Regions from separate parts of the Mus musculus genome. Here region 2 is linked to region 1. A link is a loop called in an ENCODE intact Hi-C map of the cell type or tissue named here. Cell type or tissue: heart. All regions are shown on one strand. Links, peaks and the distances in the headings refer to the core of each region. The heading gives the core; the rest is flanking DNA.

Evidence for each region. Hi-C counts contacts between places; a loop is a spot of excess contacts. Peaks named below come from ENCODE experiments on the same cell type or tissue, not always from the same donor. Only the 100,000 strongest peaks of a DNase experiment are listed, where the experiment ranks them.
Region 2: it touches region 1 in a loop (4-fold over the local background); 7 of 42 quality-filtered maps call a loop at or near these places.

The regions. Positions count from the first base shown.
Region 1 is chr6:124,636,044-124,645,781 of GRCm38, reverse strand. C1s2 (complement component 1, s subcomponent 2) reads left to right here and starts at 9,697. Exons shown (of 11, transcript NM_173864.2): 1 at 9,697-9,738. The coding sequence starts at 9,733. In heart, for the core only: CTCF peaks have their summits at 4,572 (motif pointing left) and 8,621; no DNase peak of the experiment used is centred there.
Region 2 is chr6:124,735,091-124,744,828 of GRCm38, reverse strand. It overlaps Grcc10 (gene rich cluster, C10 gene), which reads left to right and starts at 3,760. Exons shown (of 3, transcript NM_013535.2): 1 at 3,760-3,909; 2 at 4,134-4,310; 3 at 5,416-5,646. The coding sequence starts at 3,858. The coding sequence ends at 5,567. It overlaps Atn1 (atrophin 1), which reads left to right. Exons shown (of 10, transcript NM_007881.4): 7 at 1-109; 8 at 938-1,081; 9 at 1,419-1,599; 10 at 1,724-2,285. The coding sequence ends at 1,757. Rnu7 (U7 small nuclear RNA) reads left to right here and starts at 3,543; the gene lies at 3,543-3,604. It also overlaps a transcript of Ptpn6 not described here. In heart, for the core only: CTCF peaks have their summits at 4,173 and 4,416; DNase peaks (open chromatin) are centred at 3,178, 3,728, 4,278, 6,098 and 2 weaker places; H3K4me3 peaks cover 3,236 bases; H3K27ac peaks cover 3,305 bases.

The sequences.
Region 1 (9,738 bases), core at 818-8,817:
ATTAGGACAGTGAAGTTCAAATGTGTTGTAACTTAACCGACCACAGGATGAAACTAGGTGTAAAGAAGAGCAAGCAAGCCTGCAGTGACAGGACAGTGCCCTTCAGAGCACTCGGAGACATTATTTGTGGCGCTTAGGGCTGTAGCTGCAGGATGTCCCTTTCCCACCTGGCTTTGCAATTTGCAGAGTCCACTGTACTCTATGCTGGTTGTGGGGATCAGAGCCCCAGCCATCTTCAAGGGAAGAGAGGACATAAACTCCATGTCACCAAAGGAGGAGTTTAGGGCACATTGAAAAGCCACCTCAAGGCCAGTGAGTGGCTTAGCAGATAAAAGCTCTTGCTCCACAAGCTTGATGGTCTGACTTTGATCCCTGGAACTCACTGTAGGAGGAGAGAGCCGATTTCTGACAGACCTCCACAGGGGTACCATTTCAGGACACTCTTCCTCCCTCTCCTTCCTCCTCCCCCTGCCCTTCTTCTCCCCCCATGTTCCCCACCTCTTTCCTGTAGCTGGGCCTGGAAGCATAGACCACTAACCATAGCTACTTAGGAAGCTGATGCGAAGGATTACAGAATCAAGACCTACCCAGAAACCTTAGCATGACACTGTCTGGAAATAAACACAGGTACAAAGATGGCTGGAGGGAACAGAGATGGCTCTGAGGGGAAACTACTCATCATACAAGATGGAACTGGAGTTCAATCCCCAGATCTGGTGTAGACATGGAAGAGAACGCTGACTGCAACAAGTTGTGTTCAGACCTCCGCATACCCACTGCACAGGTGTGGCCTGTCAGTTATACACAACATCATAATAAAATGTGGCCCAATACCCTGTGAATACAGGCTCAGTGGGATAGCACATGTCTAGCGTGTTCAAAACTGAAGGCTCAACCCACAGTACAACAACCACAACAACAACAACTACAGCAACAACAACAGCAGTGTGAGATCAAGGCCAGCTTGGGCTGTGTAGCATGACTCTGTCCTCCGAAAAAGAAATAAAGCCAGGCATAGGGGCACATGCCTTTAATCTCAGCACGCAAGAAGCAGACACAGGCAGATCTCTGTGAGTTCGAGGTCAGCCTGATCTATAGAACAAGTTCCAGGACAGCCAGGCTATGCAGAGAAATACTGTTTCAAACAAACAAACAAACAAACAAACAACATCCCAAACAAGCAAGCAAACAAACAAACCAGCAACCACACAACCAAACCAAGCCAAAACAAACCAACCAAACTAAAAAACCCAAAACCAAACCAAACCACCCAATCAAACAAAATAAAACAAAACAAAATGAAACAAAAAAAACTGCTGAGTGTGGCGACACACCTGTATCCCAGTGTTCAAGTGACTGATGGTAGAATTACCATGGAATTGGTGGCTAACCTGGGCTACAGAGTGAGATCTTGTTTCAAAACAATATCATCTAACAAAAATAAAACCCCACCTAGCTCAAAAATTAAAAAAAATATTCATTTATATGAGTGCACTGTAGCTGTCTTCAGACACACCAGAAGAAGGCATCAGATCCCATTACAGATGAGTGTGAGCCACTGTGTGGTTGCTGGGAATTGAACTCACCTGTTCATTGGAAGAGCAGTCAGTGCTCTTAACCATTAAGGCATCTTTCCAGCCCAGCCTGCCCCCAACTTAAAAAAAAATCAACTATATATGTCATCTTGTTTTGTGCATTCAAAAGAAAAGGTTGCTAGCAAAATAAATTAATAAATAAAAAACTGACTAATATGTTCACTTTTAGAAGCAAACCAGATGGTTACTTCTCCAGAAGATAATAAATTGAAAAGCTAATCACATATACACAGGAAAATAAAACCCACTGTGTTATCATTAAACTTTCACACAATTTTTTTTTTTTTGCCTTTTTTCCCACTAGAAAGTAAGTTTCTTTTCGTTTAAAAAAATGTATTTTTTGAGGCGGGGTCTGACTGTGTCTGTAGTCCTGGTGGCTTGGTACTCTTCAGTGCCTTGTCCCTGCTCAGTGCTGGGTACTGGGATGCACCATTAATCTGGCTTGGAAAGAAAGTTCCTTCTGAGTTTGGGGCTGGGGAAGGAGGGGGCACACAGGGCAGGGAACAGATGAAGATCCTTGCCTGTGTTTGTATTCTCAGTATAGAGGAGACACTCAGTGTATGTCTGTGTACAGTGTAGGTGAAGTGGGCCTATAATCATAGCTACTGAGGCCAGGGCATGAGACTATAAATTCAAGGCCAGCCTGGCAGCTCAAGAAAACTCTGTCTACACAACAACAAAGTCCATGGGAGTGGGTGTGGAGAAGGCTCTAGGGACAGGATCAGGGGACAGGAGACAAGAGGGCAGGGGGGCGGGGGACAGCTGAACAGATGGCTCAGCAGGTAAGGAACACTCGTTATTTTGCAAAAGACATTTCCAGAATTCAGGTGGGGCAGCTCACAACCACCCATAACTCCAGATCCAGGGCATCTGACATCCTCTTCTGGCTTCCATCGGCACCTGCACGCTTATGGTATGTATACAGACACACATAGTTAACACAAAACTGCAAAGAAATTCCTTTTAAATTAATTCAAAATTTTTATTATTTATGTGTGTTGTGTGCGTGTGTGTGTGTGTCTGTCTGTCTATACAAGATGTGTGTGCATGTGCGGAGGGCAGAGGACACCCATTCGAGTCAGTTCTCTTCTTCTATCAAGTAGGTCCTGGGGATTTAACTTCGGTCATCAGGCTTGGTAGTGAACACCTTCACACGCTGAGCCATCTCACCAACCCTATAAAAACATCTTAAAAACCCCAAACTACTAAAAAGAGGGCTGGGGAGGTGCTCAGTGCTCCAGTGCTTGGCAGAGCAGCCTAGGTTCAGTCTGAAGTACCACAAATCAATAAGAACCTTGTTTGATAGATAAATGAATCATGAAGACATAGTAAAGGTTTCTGTTTTCCTTTCTCTGTGGTAGTAGGGATTGACCTCGGGACCTGGGGCATGCCAGGAAGGTACTCTACCCATCAGGCTGTGTTCCCCACCCTGGAGGCCACAATAAGCAGTCACTAGAGAAAGGGCACTCTGCTTGTGAGTCGTAAGACATTTGGAGAAACCACCACCTCGGATCTGACTCTGATGAGCATCTTAGTTTCAGAAATGTGTAGTAGGGCTGTTGTCAAGGAAGATGTATTTCTCAACTGGTGTAGGATAAACCCAGGGATGATGAGACGGGAAAGGGGTTAGCTTGGATCTGGAAAACAGGGTTTGGCCTGCTGTGGAAATGCTGAACATTTTAATTCCCCTTTCAAGCTTCAATTCTTTAGGGTAGGGAAAAAAAACCAAATACCCAAGATAAGCAACTAATCTTAAGGAAGGGTTGATTTTGGCTCATGGTCTCATAGATTCCAGTCCACAGTCACTTCTTCCTGTTGTTTTGGATCTGTGACAACACTGCACATAATGGCTACAGTGTGTGGTGGCAGAGGCTTCCTGTCCCACTTGGAGCAAAGAGCAGAAGAAGCAAAGTTGCCCCACGATCCAACTTTGTCTTATAAGACCTGGTATCTGAAGGCTCTCAACCTGTGGGTCGTAACCCTTCTTAGCAAACCTGTAGCTCCAAAATATGTACATTGCACCCCATAACAGTAGCAAAATTACAGTTATGAAGTAACAATGAAAATAATTTTATGCATTGGGGGGAAGTCACCACAACCTGAGGAAGTGTATTAAAGGGCTGTGGCCTTGGGAAAGTTGAGAACCACCGCTTTAGTGTCTCTCAGGAGCGCCACGGGCTGGTGAGCAAGCCTGGAACAGGTCTGACTGTTTTTCTTTCTAATAATGTTTCATTATAGAACCTACTTCCTACAGGCATCACATGAGCAGCAGAGCAGTCCAGCTTTTATTTGTGAGTGCAAGGCATAGCTGTGGTGTGCTGGGTTGGCAAATTCCGCCCTACACACAGGAGCACAGAAGAGAAAGGAGAAGGGCCTGACCTGGGATTCAAGTGATTCGTTCACGAGCTTGAGAGTGGGAAATTTCCAGCTTCCTGGATGCATTTCAGGGTTGAAGAGTAACTAGAGGTGAGTTTGCTGGTGTTGCAGGTAGCTTAAAGTCATGATAGTTAGTGACTGAAATTAAAAAGCAGAATAGTTTGGTGTGATACCTATAATCCCAGCACCCAAAAGAAGATGGAGGAGAATCAGAATTTCAAGGGTTTTCGAGCCTTTCCTGCATAGTGAGTTTGAAGTTAGCCTGAAATTAATGTGAACCTGTCTTAGAACGAAAACAAAAAGTACCTGTTTGGTGACTTTTTGTACCCAACAAGCATGTGGTCCAAGAGAAAGCTTTCTGCCCTACGAGGAAAATGCTTTATAACAGTGATTTCATGAAAGTCAATGGTAGGAGTCATAAAAGAGATGCGTATCTGAAATACCTGGAAAGAGTCGATGAATGACTGTCCAATAGGCCAGAGAGATGGCTCAGCTGTTAAGAGCAATGGTTCCCTTCCAGGGGAACAGGTTCAATTCCCCTGCACCCACAAGGAGGCTCACAACTGGCCATTTAACTCCCACGGAATCTGCTGCCGCCTTCTGGTATTTTCAGGCACTGCACGCGCATGGTATGTAGTAAGGTAAGGCATAAATAAATAAAACTCACACAGAAATAAAGGTTAAAAAAGTGAGTTTTCTTTTGTAGAAGATGCTCTACGAGGTGGAGCTGCCCACCAGCGATGGGGTTCTGAAGACTGGGCTCCAGGTTAAAATAGAAACTAAAAAGTTCCACCCAAGAGTGTCCCTGGAGGTGGGGATGGCATCAGAGCCTGCACGACCCCCCCCCCCCGCCCCCCAACAGAATTTCAAGACAGCAGGAAATAGAGATGGAGCTCTTTGGAAAAGTGGTTTTTTTCTTTTCCTTTTTAAAGCTCGTTTTGGTGGTTAATCACAGAGTTGTGGGAGGCAGAGGCATGGGGATCTCTGAGTTAGGGGCTAGCCTGGTTGAGAAGGGTGAGGTAAAGGGGAGGGGGGGATCCAGAACACTCAACAACAACAACAACAACAACAACACTACCACCACCACCACCACAAACCCTGGTGGTGGTAGTGGTGGGGAACAAGCCTTTAATTCCAGCAAGTGGGAGATAGACGCAGGCAGATCTTCTCCAAATTTGAGGCCAGCCTGGTCTACACAGAGAAATCCTGTTTTGAAAAAACAAACAAACAAACAAACAAGAAATAAACAAATAAAAACAGTAAAAAAAGTTTGTAAAACCTTATTTTAAGTATAAGTGGCAGTGAGGAAGAAAATAGACACACCAAGAAGAAAGGTGTGGGCTTCTCAAAGAAGAGACACCTTTGAGTGTCTGTCGCAGCTGTAGGTACTGGTTTTGGTGGATAAGGACCCCGAATGAGGACACAGCATTTCCTAGCACTGGATAGGGTTAGGGCTGATAAGTAAAACCTAGGTTACAAGAAATGCAAGATTCTTTTTAAGCATTTTTTTTAAAAAAGCCATGTTTTAATTTTCAACACTAGATGGCTGCCTTGTGGCAGGAACATGCTTCCAGCTGGGGACTGGGTTTGGGATGGGGGCAGGGCTGTGGGTGATGGAGAGGATTCTACTCTACTGCATTTGTGAGGGGAAAATGAAAGTGTGCAAGCCCCAGCACTTCCACAGTGACTGGACAGGGAAACTGACTTCCCTGATCTCCCAGCTCTCAGAGAGAGGACGCTTGCCTCTCAAGCATGTGGCAGTGGCGGTGGTGGTGGTGGGGTGGCTGAAAGGCCTACCTGTGGAGCTTAGAGGCATAGGAAGGTCGCTCAGTTGAAACAGCCATTGCTGTCCTTGTGATCTGTCATAAGAGTCTCTGTTTTTAACATTGTCATGTCTCCCAGGGTGGTCCCACCATGGGAGCTCTGTGACTACGACTTCACTGGTGGTCCCTTCTTCTTGTGTGAAGACCTCCTAGCAGTTTTTATCTGTGGCTTGTTCTTGGTCTTGGCCACCGCCTTGAACGCAGGCATGAGCATCTTGGGCTCTCCCAGGACTTGAGCACATTAACTCCACAGGCAGGCCCATGAGCCCCATCCTGTCCCACACTTGGAGCTGGCTGGAATGGGCCCTACTGCAGGCTTGGCAGCAGGTTTAGAGATACAGAGCCCTCCATGTTTCTTCCCAGGGATACCCTTCTTATTCAGTAGCCAAAGGACAGTGTGCTAATGGGAGAAGATCTCTCTCTCTCTCTCTCTCTCTCTCTCTCTCTCTCTCTCTCTCTCTCTCTCTCTCTCTCTCTCTCTCTTTCTCTGTGTGTGTTTGTGTTGAGACAGGGTTTCTCTGTTTATCCCTGGCTGTCCTGGTACTCACTCTGTAGATCAGACTAGCCTCAAATTCAAAGAGATCCACCTGTCTCTGCGTCCTAAGAGCTGGATCAAGGGCATGCACCACCATTGCCCAAGCCTTTTGCTTTTAATCTGTCTGTCTGTCTGTCTATCTGTCTGTCTGTCCGTCCGTCCGTCCGTCCGTCCGTCCGTCCGTCCGTCCGTCCGTCCGTCCATCCATCCATCCATCCATCCATCCATCCATCCATCCATCCATCCATCCATCTATCTATCTATCTATCTATCTATCTATCTATCTATCTATCTATCTATCTATCGCCACACTATTAAGTTCCAGCTGGTTTGGAACTTGCTATGTAGACCGGACTGGCCCCAGACTCCTAGAGATCTGCCTGCCTCTCAAGTGGTGGGAGTAAATATGTGGACCATTCCCTGCTTAAACTATTCTTTTTAAAGCTACTTAATTTACTTATTAGTGTTACATGTGTGTGTCAATGTGCAAGCTTATGTGTAGCATGTGTAAGAATGAGCCCTTGAAGGGCAGAGGAAGGCATTAGATCCCCTGAACAGGGAATTAATGGGAGGTTGTAAAACTCTTTGTGCTGGGATTTGAACTTGGGTCCTCAGGAAGAACAGTTATTGGTCTTAAGCACTGACCCAACTCTCCAGTCATGAGGTTATTCTTACTGCAAACAAAGGTTTGATATTGCTTTGGAGGTTCCCAGAGATATGCCGGGGAAGGAATGAGGCCATGTGTAAGGTCATATAGGCTTTGGCCTAAAAAGCATATTCTGTAGCCTGGCATGGTGGCAACAGCACTTGGAGGCAGAGACAGGCATCCTCTGTGAGTTCAAGGTTACCCTGGACTGCATAGAAAGTTCCAAGTCAGCCTGGGCTACACAGTGAGACCCAGCTGCAAGGAAGAATAAAGAAGGGGAAGGAGGAGGAGAAGGAGGAACAGGAGGAGGGGAAAGAGGAGGAGGGGGAAAACGGTTCATTGCTATTTAAAAATTTTCTTTTAGATTTTATTATTTGATTTTATGTGTATGAGCATTTTGCCAGCATATATGTATGTGTTCGACATGAATGCCTGGTGGCCATAGAGACCAGAAGGTGTCAGGTTCCTGGAACCAGAATTACATCGAAAGTTGTGAGCCAGTGAGATGGCTCAGTGGTTAAGTACACTGACTGCTCTTCCAAAGGTCCTGAGTTCAAATCCCAGCAACCACGTGGTGGCTCACAACCATCCGTAATGAGATCTGATGCCCTCTTCTGGTGTGTCTGAAGTCAGCTACAGTGTACTTACATATAATAATAATAATAAACAAATCTTTAAAAAAAGAAAAGAAAAAATGTTGTGAGCCACCATGCCAGTGCTGGGACTTGAACCTGGGTCCTCTGGAAGAACAGCAGTGCTCTTCACCTCAGAACCATCTTTTCATGTCTTTGTTAATAAATAATTTCCAAATGGACTTAGAATGACGCTTGAGGGCAAGTGTATTAGAGTTGGAGAAACAACATTAGGCAAGCCTTTTTGGATCTTAGGTAGCCCAGGTTGACCTCCAAATGACTATATAAAGAAAGACTGTCCCTGATTTTCTGATAGCTCCTGGCTTCACTTCCTAAGTACTGAGGTCATAGCTGTGCATCAAATTAAACAAGAAACAAATGTACTATACAGAACTAGCCAGCCTGATACTCTCTATGTAGCCCAGGCTAGACTCAGATTCTCAGAAATTCTTCTTCTGGACTTACAGGCATTAACCACCTTGCCCAGCCTTGAGATGGGACTTTCGGGATGAAGAAACCTTGAGAGCACATGCCGCCCGCAGTCTAGGTGTAAATTGTCTCGGGGCAGGATGAGTTGCATTTATGTATTAATTAAAGAAAGAATTGCATTGACATGGTCTCAGAAGACAGCTTGCAGGAACTGTTGGTTCACCTATGATGTGGGTCCCAGGGGATGTAGAGTTCATGTCTTTCTGCCTGGAGGTAGGTACCTTTCTAAGCTGAGCCATCTTGCCTCCTAGAGCCTCCAGACAATGGCTTCTACTTCTGATGACTCTCTTCCTTTGATTCGTGACTCACACAGATAGAGGGTTGGACTTTCTGAGTTTAGTTTCCCCCCGCCAGTTAACCCTTCCCTCCTTAAGAAGATAAATCGCCTGACTTCCTCAAAAGCTCTGAAACACACCCTTTGGCTGTAAGAGAGAATTAGGCAATCTCAAAATTCCCCCATTGCCCCCTTTTGCTCTGGACCTCACAGCCCAGCGAAGCTGGTGCAGTTCTTGTTTTAAACGCAGAGAGCGCTCTAAGATCAAGGCTGATTACTCTTAACTAGATTGTGATCTCCCAGCCCCCTCTGTTTGGAACAGGGAATTTTGGACATGCAAAAACACACTCCCTTAGGGAATCTTTAGAGCAAACAGAACAGGGAGGTGGGGAGGAGCTTCCTGCAAAGGCCACTCCCTCTGGAGCTGCAGGGGCTTAACTGCATGACCAGAGGCAGGAGAGGAGGCTGGCCCACTTGTTCCCATCAGCTCCTGTAGGTAATCTTTAAAAAGCAAGACTTAAAGAGAGAAGCTTTGATGAAGGAACAGGAAAAGACATGTAGAGTAAGGTTTGGAGCAAAGATGGAGGGTTGGAAGGAACTCACACAGGTTCTCATATGCAGGACCATAGCCCCACCCCACAAGCCTCATCCTTTCACACAGCAGTGTTTCAAGGGTAGAGGCAATTTGTGAAAGACTTTTCTGGGAACTATGGGAAGATACCTTGCTCTTTAAGCAAAGGACAAAACAAACCAACTTGAGAAAAGTAAGGGAAGGCATATCTGAATGTCCTGACTTTTCTCAGTTAGCTTTCTCTTTTCCAGCACTCTGCAACCTTTTACCAAAGGGGCATACTTTCTTTCTGATTAGTGTCTCCCAAGGTCCCTTCCTGTCCCTACTGAAGGAAACACTTTCCTCCTTCAGTGGCCATTGGGCCACCAGCAGAAGCAACACCTGTAATAGCTTGTCAAAGGGGGCAGGCTTGAATGGGAGAGGATCGGTCTGGAAGCTCCAGCCTGTGTGGAAATGCAGAGACCGATGCAAGGGGCCAGGAGTGGGTGGAGGAGGACACAAAAGACAGGGAGAAACTCCTCACTCAATTGTAGGAATATTGGAAGATGGTTGGGGGACAGGGTTAATTCAGGGCTGGTCTGGGAAGTTAGTCTAAATCTCACTGGGGAGGGTGTCATAGTATCATGTGATGACCATTCCTGACAGGTACCTATTTCTATGGTATTCTTTCAAAGGTGACACTGAGCCCTGGGTGGTCCCTCACTACCAAAGCAGGCACCTGTACTTGTCAGATAAAGACAGCCAGGACTGCTGACTGCCCTTTACTTCCAAAATCAGAGAGCCAGAGAGCCATGGGC
Region 2 (9,738 bases), core at 1,116-9,115, 99 kb before region 1:
AATGATCCACTAGCCCGGCTGCAGATGCTCAACGTGACTCCCCATCACCACCAGCACTCCCACATCCACTCTCACCTTCACCTGCACCAGCAGGATGCTATCCACGCAGGTAAGACCCTGTTTCCTACTTGGAAGTGTGAAATAACGTTCTTCCCTTCTTCTGGCCAGAACTCCCATCTCCTGAGATTGCCGTTCTAGTGTTTGCTTCCTTGGCTTCCCGTCACACTGTCTCGTACCTGCTCGTCTTCACACTGTCTCGTACCTGCTCGTAGCCCAGCCCCTCTATCCTTGATAACAGATCAACATGGAGCCTTTGGAAGAACCACCTTCCTTTCTTATGTTCATACCCTCTCCGTGCCCTTCACACATCGATGTGCTTGTTTCTCTGTATACAGAGCTTGTTTGGTGTCAGCGTCTCCTTTTCCTTACATCTCGGAGTCTTCTGTATTTCTGCCCATCTGTAGATTTAGAACTTTTTAGGGAAGTCCATGAAACTTAGCCATAGGCAATAATGAGCTTATATACTGTTTTATATACTGTAGTTTATAGCCCAGAACACTGCCCGGCTGGCCTTAAGCAATTCAACTCCGGGCATTTTTAGGCATCACAGTCTGCTCATGTTCACACCAGCTCCTAATAGTTCTCCCTGATACATTTCTTAAACTTAAGAAAGAAGTGTTTCCTAAACTTACCCTTCATCTTTTCTGAGGAGTCCAGTCTTTTCTTTGCTTCTCTGCTCTGTAATATCCTGTCTTCAGTCTTCCGTGTCTCTTCTCCAGCTGCTCTGTCATCTCAGAGGGTCTAGCTCCTCTCTCCCACCTTGGTTCTGCTTTGGATCCTTGTGTCTGTCTCTTCACAAGCTAGATCCCTCCACCCCAGTGCATAGTTGTCCCCAACCCTGCCTCCTGGTGACACCTTCCTCTTCTCTGCCCTCCAGCCTCTGCCTCGGTGCACCCTCTCATTGACCCCCTGGCCTCAGGGTCTCACCTTACCCGGATCCCCTACCCAGCTGGGACCCTCCCCAACCCCCTTCTTCCTCACCCTCTGCACGAGAACGAAGTTCTTCGTCACCAGCTTTTTGGTAAGGATGGAGGAGGGGAGGCGTACGTGAGGGAAGACCAGAACAGAGGAACTCGGGGGGGTAGAAGGGCCAAATGGAGTTTGGAGAGAGATGTGAGCAGCTAAGATAGAAACGGAGACCTGAGGCCCTTCTAAAGGAGCCTCAAGAGCTAGGGCTCGTTCCCTTCTAAAGGAGCCTCAAGAGCTAGGGCTCGTTCCGTTCCACCACAGGCCGACAGATAGAGCATAGGCTAGGTGCTGTAACTTTGCATTTTAGCCTCAGCTTCCTCTGTCTGTCTGGAACGTTGGCTGACTGTCCCCATCCAGCAGTCATTTACTCCTGTGCCTTCTTCTCACAGCTGCCCCTTACCGGGACCTGCCGGCCTCCCTTTCTGCTCCAATGTCAGCGGCTCATCAGCTGCAGGCCATGCACGCGCAGTCAGCTGAGCTGCAGCGCTTGGCGCTGGAACAGCAGCAGTGGCTACATGCTCATCACCCATTGCACAGCGTGCCACTACCTGCCCAGGAAGACTACTACAGGTACTCCAGGTTGCCCCCAGAGCACAAGGGGAAGTGGGTTCTGGGCATGGTCCAACAGGACACCGAGCCCTTGGGAGGGGAAGCCCCCTTTCTCAGTCTCATCTCTGCATTGCCTCTTATCTAGTCACCTGAAGAAGGAGAGTGACAAGCCGCTGTAGAGCTGCGATCCAGACAGCACCCACTGCTCCTTCATCCAGACCTTGGAGGACCACCCCAACCTTTTGACCCCACCCCACCCCCAGCCGAGGAGAGGGTGCTGCCCGCTTGCAGAGCTCCTGCAGCTGGGTAGAGGGAGGGAGGGAAGAAGGGACAGACAAGGTCAGGGCCCGGGGTTGTGTGCAGAGGTGGGAAGTGGCAAGGGTGGGGGCAGAAAGTGCACAGTATCTTGGACCAGGTCCCTCCTCCTATCCCCTGCTTTTCTTCTCCTCTATGCCGAATCCTTGGTGGCCACTGCCCCTCCCCTAACCCATTGGTGTGATTTTTTTCATCTGTTAGATGTGGCTGTTTTGCGTAGCATTGTGTGCTGCCCCGCCCCATCCCTGTGTGTGCACCCCCTCCCTCGGCGATATGTGCCCTTACCCGTCCCACATTAATAATTTATATATATAAATATCTATATGATGCTCTTTAAAAAACATCCTGACCAAAACCAACCAAACAAAAACATCCTCACAGTTCCCCAGGAATATGTCTGTGACGTGTTTTTTATTTGGGGGAGGGTGGTTGCAGTGGGTAGGGTGTTGGGGTGGGTAGGGAGAGAGGTCTGGTTGTTGTAGGGGAAGTGGGAAGGGATGAATGGGGTTTTCTTATGGAAACTTAGGAGTTGGACAAGGCTCTTTTTTATTACTCATTTATTTTACAAGAGTCTTCATGCATACCAGAAGAGAATATCAAATCCCATTACAGATGGTTGTGAGCCACCAAGTGGTTGCTGGGAATTGAACTCAGGACACCTGGAAGAGCAGTCTGTGCTCTTAACCCCCTGAGCCATCTCTTTAACCTGACAAGGCTCTTCTTGATCTTGGATGCTCAGCTATACTTATGGGGTGCCCTGTCCTAGACCTTTAGATTGGGGAGTTCAGGCTCCTGAGGCCGTTCAGAGCAAGAATAGGCGCACAGCAAGCATAAGCAAATCTAAGACCTACTCAGCCCTTGGAAGTACATCACTGACATAATGTGCCACCAGAGTGCTCCAGAGACAGTTTCAGAGATCTGAATCCCTTCTCAGCATAGTTTATGATTTGAAACAGTTAAAGGTGTATAACATGGAGGCCAATAAGATTAGTATTTGTAAAAGATTTACTAATAGTTAGGTGTATGAGCTCATGTCTGCGCTTATGAATGCAAGGCCTCAAAAGAGACCAGAAGCTGTTGGGTCCCTGTAGCTTGGAGTTAGGGCAGTTAGGAATTGCCAAGCAGGGTGAGCCATCTTTGCAACCCCTCTATTTTTAATGAAGCAGGGCCATGGAGCCCAAGCTGGCCTTGAACTTCTCAGCTTTTGTGCTGGTATCACAGAAATGTGGCGCTATGCCCGGTCGGGCCTGATGTTCCAGAGTCTTTGCAGTGTGGGGAACTTGTAAGGATGAGACTACAAGACATCGGGCCACATCGCCTGCCACTACTTAAGTCCGATTCACTTCGGCTTTAGCTCCAAGCCTTTAATCTCGCGAAGCTCTTTTTTTTTTTTTAACAACATAGGAGCTGTGATTGGCTGTTTTCAGCCAATCAGCACTGACTCATTTGCATAGCCTTTACAAGCGGTCACAAACTCAAGAAACGAGCGGTTTTAATAGTCTTTTAGAATATTGTTTATCGAACCGAATAAGGAACTGTGCTTTGTGATTCACATATCAGTGGAGGGGTGTGGAAATGGCACCTTGATCTCACCCTCATCGAAAGTGGAGTTGATGTCCTTCCCTGGCTCGCTACAGACGCACTTCCGCAAGTGTTACAGCTCTTTTAGAATTTGTCTAGCAGGTTTTCTGACTTCGGTCGGAAAACCCCTCCCAATTTCACTGGTCTACAATGAAAGCAAAACAGTTCTCTTCCCCGCTCCCCGGTGTGTGAGAGGGGCTTTGATCCTTCTCTGGTTTCCTAGGAAACGCGTATGTGCTAGAGCCACGCTCTGAGACTTCCGCCTCGTGCGGTCCCGCTTCCTTTCTGCCTCCTCTGGCCTGCATCCGTGGGGGAGGTGGCTGGCTGCAGGGTTCTCCGGATCTCTTCTGTGTTCCCACTACTCAAGCACCGAGTGGCGTTCTATGGCGTCCGCCTCGGCTCAGCCCGCGGCCCTGAGCGCGGAGCAGGCCAAGGGTGAGGAAAGAGCCTAGTCTGGGTGTGGGCCGTCTTCTGGGGGGAGGGCGCGATACTATTCTTTGCCTCTCCAAGTGGGGCCCTTGCCCATTAGGGCGAAGGGTTGGGAGGACAAGCTTATCGGGTTGCTTGCAGGCCTCGGCCCACTAATTCCCTGCCTCTTCCCTCCTCTGGGCTCGCCCGCCGTCCTCCGCGGACCTCTCTGGGATGCTTCCGTCTCGCAGTGGTCCTGGCGGAGGTGATTCAAGCGTTCTCGGCCCCAGAGAATGCCGTGCGCATGGACGAGGCTAGAGACAATGCGTGCAACGATATGGGCAAGATGCTGCAATTTGTGCTGCCCGTAGCCACACAGATCCAACAAGAGGTTATTAAAGCCTATGGCTTCAGCTGCGACGGGGAAGGTGGGTCCCACAGGGCTTGGCAAAGGAATGGACTGGGGGTGGGACGCATGATGATGCCCCCCCCCCCCCCCGATCGATCTTTTTCTCGCCACAGGGCGGCAGTCACATCAAACATTGCCACTCACAGTTCAGGGACTAGACTTAAGCCCCGCCTGAAAAGTTATGGCTCTTGAAGCCAGGCATGGCCACAGTGGCCTTTCATCCCAGCATTTGAGAAGCAGAGGCAGGCAGGTCTCTGAGTTCAAGGCCAGCCTGGTATGTAGGGTGAGGAGTTCCAGGGTAGCCATGGCTATACAAAGAAAACCCTGTCTTGAAAAAACAAAAACCCACCAAACAAAAGTTCTGGCTCTAGAGTCCAAAGCCCTACATAGGCAAGTGTTTCTCCATGGCCCTCGAACTTCCCAGCTCTCCCCGAGTCAGGATCGCAGTAAGTTGCCCAGAATGGCCTTGAACCAGAGACCCACCTTTCTCAGCCTTTTGAGTAAGTGACAGGCTTGAGTCACTGGGCCCAGCTCTAACCTGAACTCTCTCGTGTACCTGAACTCTTTCTTGTCTGCCTTTTGGCTAATAGGTTTGGTGTGGCAGGTTGAGCCCTCTCTTCCCAAGGACAGTTGTTTATTAATTTTGTGTTTGTTTGTTTGTTTGTTTGTTTGTTAGCTAGCCAGGACTACCAGGGAGTCTCTTTCAAATCAGGCTGCTTGAGGCTAAGCTGCTGAACGTGGTTCACCCGAGACTGAAAACATAATGCTTTTTAATTTTTTGTTTGTTTGTTTGAGACAGGGTTTCTCTGTGTAGCCCTGGCTATCTTGGAACTCAATCTGTAGACCAGGCAGGCCTCGAACTCAAGAGACCCACCTACCTCTGCCTCCCGAGTGCTGGGATTAAGGGCAGGCCCAGCTGTTTTAGGGCTTTTTTATATTGCATCCAGTTGTGCCTAGTGAAAACCGGGGCGGGGTTGGTTGAAGCCATGCAGGACATGGGGGTGAATTGTCCTCTATTGCAGATGGCTGCCTGACGAAAGGAGATCTTCTGCTCTAGGGAGCCCCCTTGGCTGCCTCCACACACTGGTCCCCAGCAGTGTGGCTTGACTTGCTTCTGATTGCAGGTGTCCTTAAGTTTGCCCGCCTGGTCAAGTCTTATGAAGCCCAGGATCCCGAGATTGCCAGCCTGTCAGGCAAGCTGAAGGCCCTGTTCCTGCCACCCATGACACTGCCGCCCCATGGGCCTGCTTCTGGAAGCAGTGTGGCAGCCTCCTGAGATTGGTTCTCGTATGTGTGCTGCTGCTGTGGAGGCGGCCCTTGTGTTCCAGAGGATAATAAATGTACTTGTGACTAAACCTTTGTGTCAGTCATTTGTAGTCCTGATTACCCCCTCTTGTTGCCACCCAGCCGCCTCTAGCCTTTCCCCTCCTTTAGACCCTTTCTATCCTCTTCGCTGGGACCAACCCTGCTCTCATGAGACCTAGGGTGTGGGAGGCTAAGATGGGCCTCTTGGTACCCTGGGAGGTTTGCTCACAAAGGTGGCACCTCCTAGAGCAGCGGGCCCAGGCTCTTCTTTGGGCTCTCTGCTTTCCACTGTCAGAGAGGTACTCTTCCGAGGGCGGTCCCTTGGCTAGGGTTACTTCCTGGGCTTTGCTTCTACCCGCCCTCCTTCTGCTCCAGCAGTTTGAGCTCCAGGTAGAACAGCAGGTGGCTCCTCCCCTTCCCAGGGAAGTAGGCCTGGACAGGCCTGAAGCCTGCTGCACTCCTGCAGTCCTCTGGGGAATTTGGCCGTGGTGGGCGGGCGGACTCTGGCCAGCCCCGCCCCACCGTTCTTCTCTCAGAGACCTGTAATCCAGGGGCTTGGCCTCAGAGTCCCATTGGTTTGACAGGCTGGATAGAGGAGGAAGTGGCCAAGAAACGAAATATATTCTTCCTGAAGGTCTGGATCCCTGAACAGCTGTGCCACTCGATTGGCCCCGCCCCCGTCGCCCTTTGCCTGTGACTTCTCCCCACTCCTCCCGGGAGATGTTGTCCCGCGGGTAAGTCCCCTCCACCACTTGTGTGTGTCCCACAGACTCCTGTTTGTCTAGGTGGATGGACATTGTTCACACCCTCAACAAATATGCCTACAAAAATAGTCTACTCCCACTAATACCCCTGCCCTGGGTCCCCGTCCTGTCCCTGTGAACTCTCTCTCCTTACCACAAGATACAAGACCTCCAGGCTCATTTCCTCTGCCTCTTCCCCCGCCCCCACCCCAAATCTTTTCTTATTTTTAACCACTGGCCTGTGGTCCTCCTGCTTCTGCCTCTTGTCTAGGATCTCTTTCCCCCTTGTGTAGCTCGCATCACCTCAGACATGGCAGTCTGAGGGCACATTTGAGAAAGCTCTTCCATTCCTAGACACCCCACGTACCCCCACACACAGACAGTTTGGTTCTTTCACTGTTCCCCAAAGAAAGCAAACTTTGATAGATGAATGGTGAGCAGACATGGTGGACAGGTACTGATGACGATGTTTGTTGGTAATATGAATATGAGGCAGACATGATCTCTGCTTAGAGAGCAGGCATTCCAGCCAGAGATGACAGAGTGAATACACAGGCAATAACTAGGATTATTTCAGATGGCCGAAGCACTAACTAACTAACACGCAGGAAAAGAAGCAGCAAGTGATGTATTCTGGAGACATAATTGGCTGACAGGGAGGGCTTCCAGATGATGTTTGAGCTGAGCTGAGTGATGTCTGGGGACAAATGGGCAAAGGATAGTGTGTTCACCCAAGAAGAAAGCCATGGGCACCTTAGACTTCTGGTGGAGTTTGGGTAGTGAAGGCCCACTCAGAGAGTTCTGGTGACTTTGTGGGTGGTCTGTACAGGGGTCCTGCTGAGTTTGGCTTTTCATACTCATTCAATTCTTTCTGTGTACCCTCTTCCTCCGGTGTGTATCTCGTCCCTGCCGGCCCGGGGGTGGTGCCGAGACTTCCCATCTGCCTTGACAAGGAATCTCCCATTATAGAACCTTTCTTGGTTCTTTAACCTGGACTTGGAAGACCTCTGCTTCGGGGGTCCAGCCCCTGCATGCTTTGGTTCAGCTGCTTTGCTCTGCTTACACCGAACAACCCAAGTGCACGGTTTCCATGACACCTCTGTGTCTTGGTCCATCTGCCCGTGGGGGTGACCTGTATCCGCCATCTCCATCTCCAGGCTTTTCGGTACCCGGCAGCTCCTTAAAGCCTGATGGTGCAGTTGGCAAACAGATCTCTGGCCTCAGACAGCTTTGGGTTTTTTTCACCTTCCCACTCACTGGAACCTCGTGACTGTGGGCAAGTTACCGAATGAGCCTTCAGTTTTCACTTTTGTTTCTAAACTTGGGATAGTCACATCACGAGTAAACAGGATTGTCATGCTACAATAACAGCGATACAGTTGTCTCAGCTGGGAAGAGTGGTGTAGGATGACAGGAGAGGCCGAGGTAGGAGGATCTTGAGTTTGAGGCTAGCCTGGCCACATACAGCAAGATGTCGTCTAAATAAATAATAAAAACAAAGATTAGGGTTATTGGCTAGCAGGCATAAAGCCCCGAGTTGGCTGGCACACACCTGTAATCCCAGAATTTAGGAGGCAGAGGCGGGCGGGTCTCTAACTTCCAGGCTAGCCTGATCTACAGAATGAGTTCCAAGACAGCCGAGGCTACACAGCAACAGAAAACAGTCACTTGCCAGAGTCTATGGGGGATTGATTCCAGAGTGACTGGAAGATACCAAACTATACAAATGTATTTGCATGGAACCCACACCTATACTACTGTGGATTTTATCATCTTTGAGTACCTAATACGATGTAAATACTATGCAAATCATTGTATCGTAGTATTGAGGAAATTGTGGCTAGGGAAAAGGGTCTGTGCCTACCCAGTGGGAGCATACTTTCTGTCTATAGCTGGCTGAACCTGCAGATGCAGAATCAGAAGACAGAATCCAGGGTAAAATGTTGAAGCTGATGACATGAAGCTATGCCACGTAGCCGTTATGTCGTCGAGGAAGACCTCCCAAGGGCAGGCATGGACCATCACATTTGGCCTTCTGTCCCAGGCTTCAGCCTCCTGAATACTGGGGCTACAGGCATGAGCCACCACACCTGGCTGCTTTATTGGCTTTTTAGGTCTGAATTTAGGAAACCTTGTGAAGTTCATTTATCGGGCAGAAATACCAAGATCCAGAGAATTCTAGTACCATATAATGGTGGTATTTTGTCCTTGGTAGGTACCCAGGGCCTCTCTTTCCTGCATCACCATTGACCTTGATGTGTTCTTTTATCTCTTGCTTCCCAAAGGAATCTCTTTCTCTGCTAGACACCACGCATTTATGTTTAGGACTGTCAGCCTCCTTAAGTCTGCTTAAAACAAAGACGAAATCCCAACATCATAGGTGGTCAAAGGCCCTGTGCCTTGCTTCTTGGAAGACTGTTATTATTTTCCTGCCTGGGGACAGGATGTGTATTCCGTCTTATTAGAGCACTACATTTTCTGGCTTGACATCCTTTAGATACACATCAGGGGTCAGAAGTATTAGGTGCCTCGTGAGCTCCCTCCCACAGAGTGGGCTTAATTCTGGAAAGAGAGTCTTCGTACTGGTGCAGTTAGTATGGTGCCAAGCAGTATGGGCCTTCCTGTGTGCCTGTTGTGTTGGGGATCTGCCCAGCAAGGGATGGATATGGGTGAACCCAGATGGTGGGATATGTGTGAGTTGTGCTTCTATACAAGATATGTCATTGGCAGAGAGTAAGCGGCATGAGGGGCGTGCATACTTGTAATCATGTCTGTTTAAGTGAAGTCACGAGTCTTTTGCTAGATATGACCCTGAAGGTTGGGATGGAGGCAAGCTCAGATGTTGGCAGATCTCCCCCCTGCCCTGAATTTTTAAAAATTAGATATTTTCTTCATTTACATTTCAAATGATATCCCCAAAGTCCCCTATACCTTCCCCCTGACCTACTCCCCAAACCACCCATTCCCGCTTCCTGGCCCTGGCATTCCCCTGTACTGGGGCATATGATCTTCGCAAGACCAAGGGCCTCTCCTCCCATTGATAACCGACTAGGCCAACTTCTGCTGCATATGCAGCTAGAGACATGAACTCTGGGGGTACTGGTTCGTTCATATTGTTCTACGGATCTCCCTTTGCTGGAACAAGCTTTGTATGTGGTCTTCCTGACGCTTGGGATGAGCTGAGTCTATCGGAGTTCTGGATCTTGCTTAATGTAATACCCAAGCATGCATATTTTCAGGGGTATTAGCAAGAAGAGAAAGCCTAAAAGGAGGGTGGGAGGGAGAGAGGCAGGAAGGTTAAGTAATATTTGATGTTTTCAATAATGATAAAGTACTCGTCATAGACTGTTAAACAAAACAAAACCAGCTCCCCCCCCCCCACCCCCCCCCCCCCACACA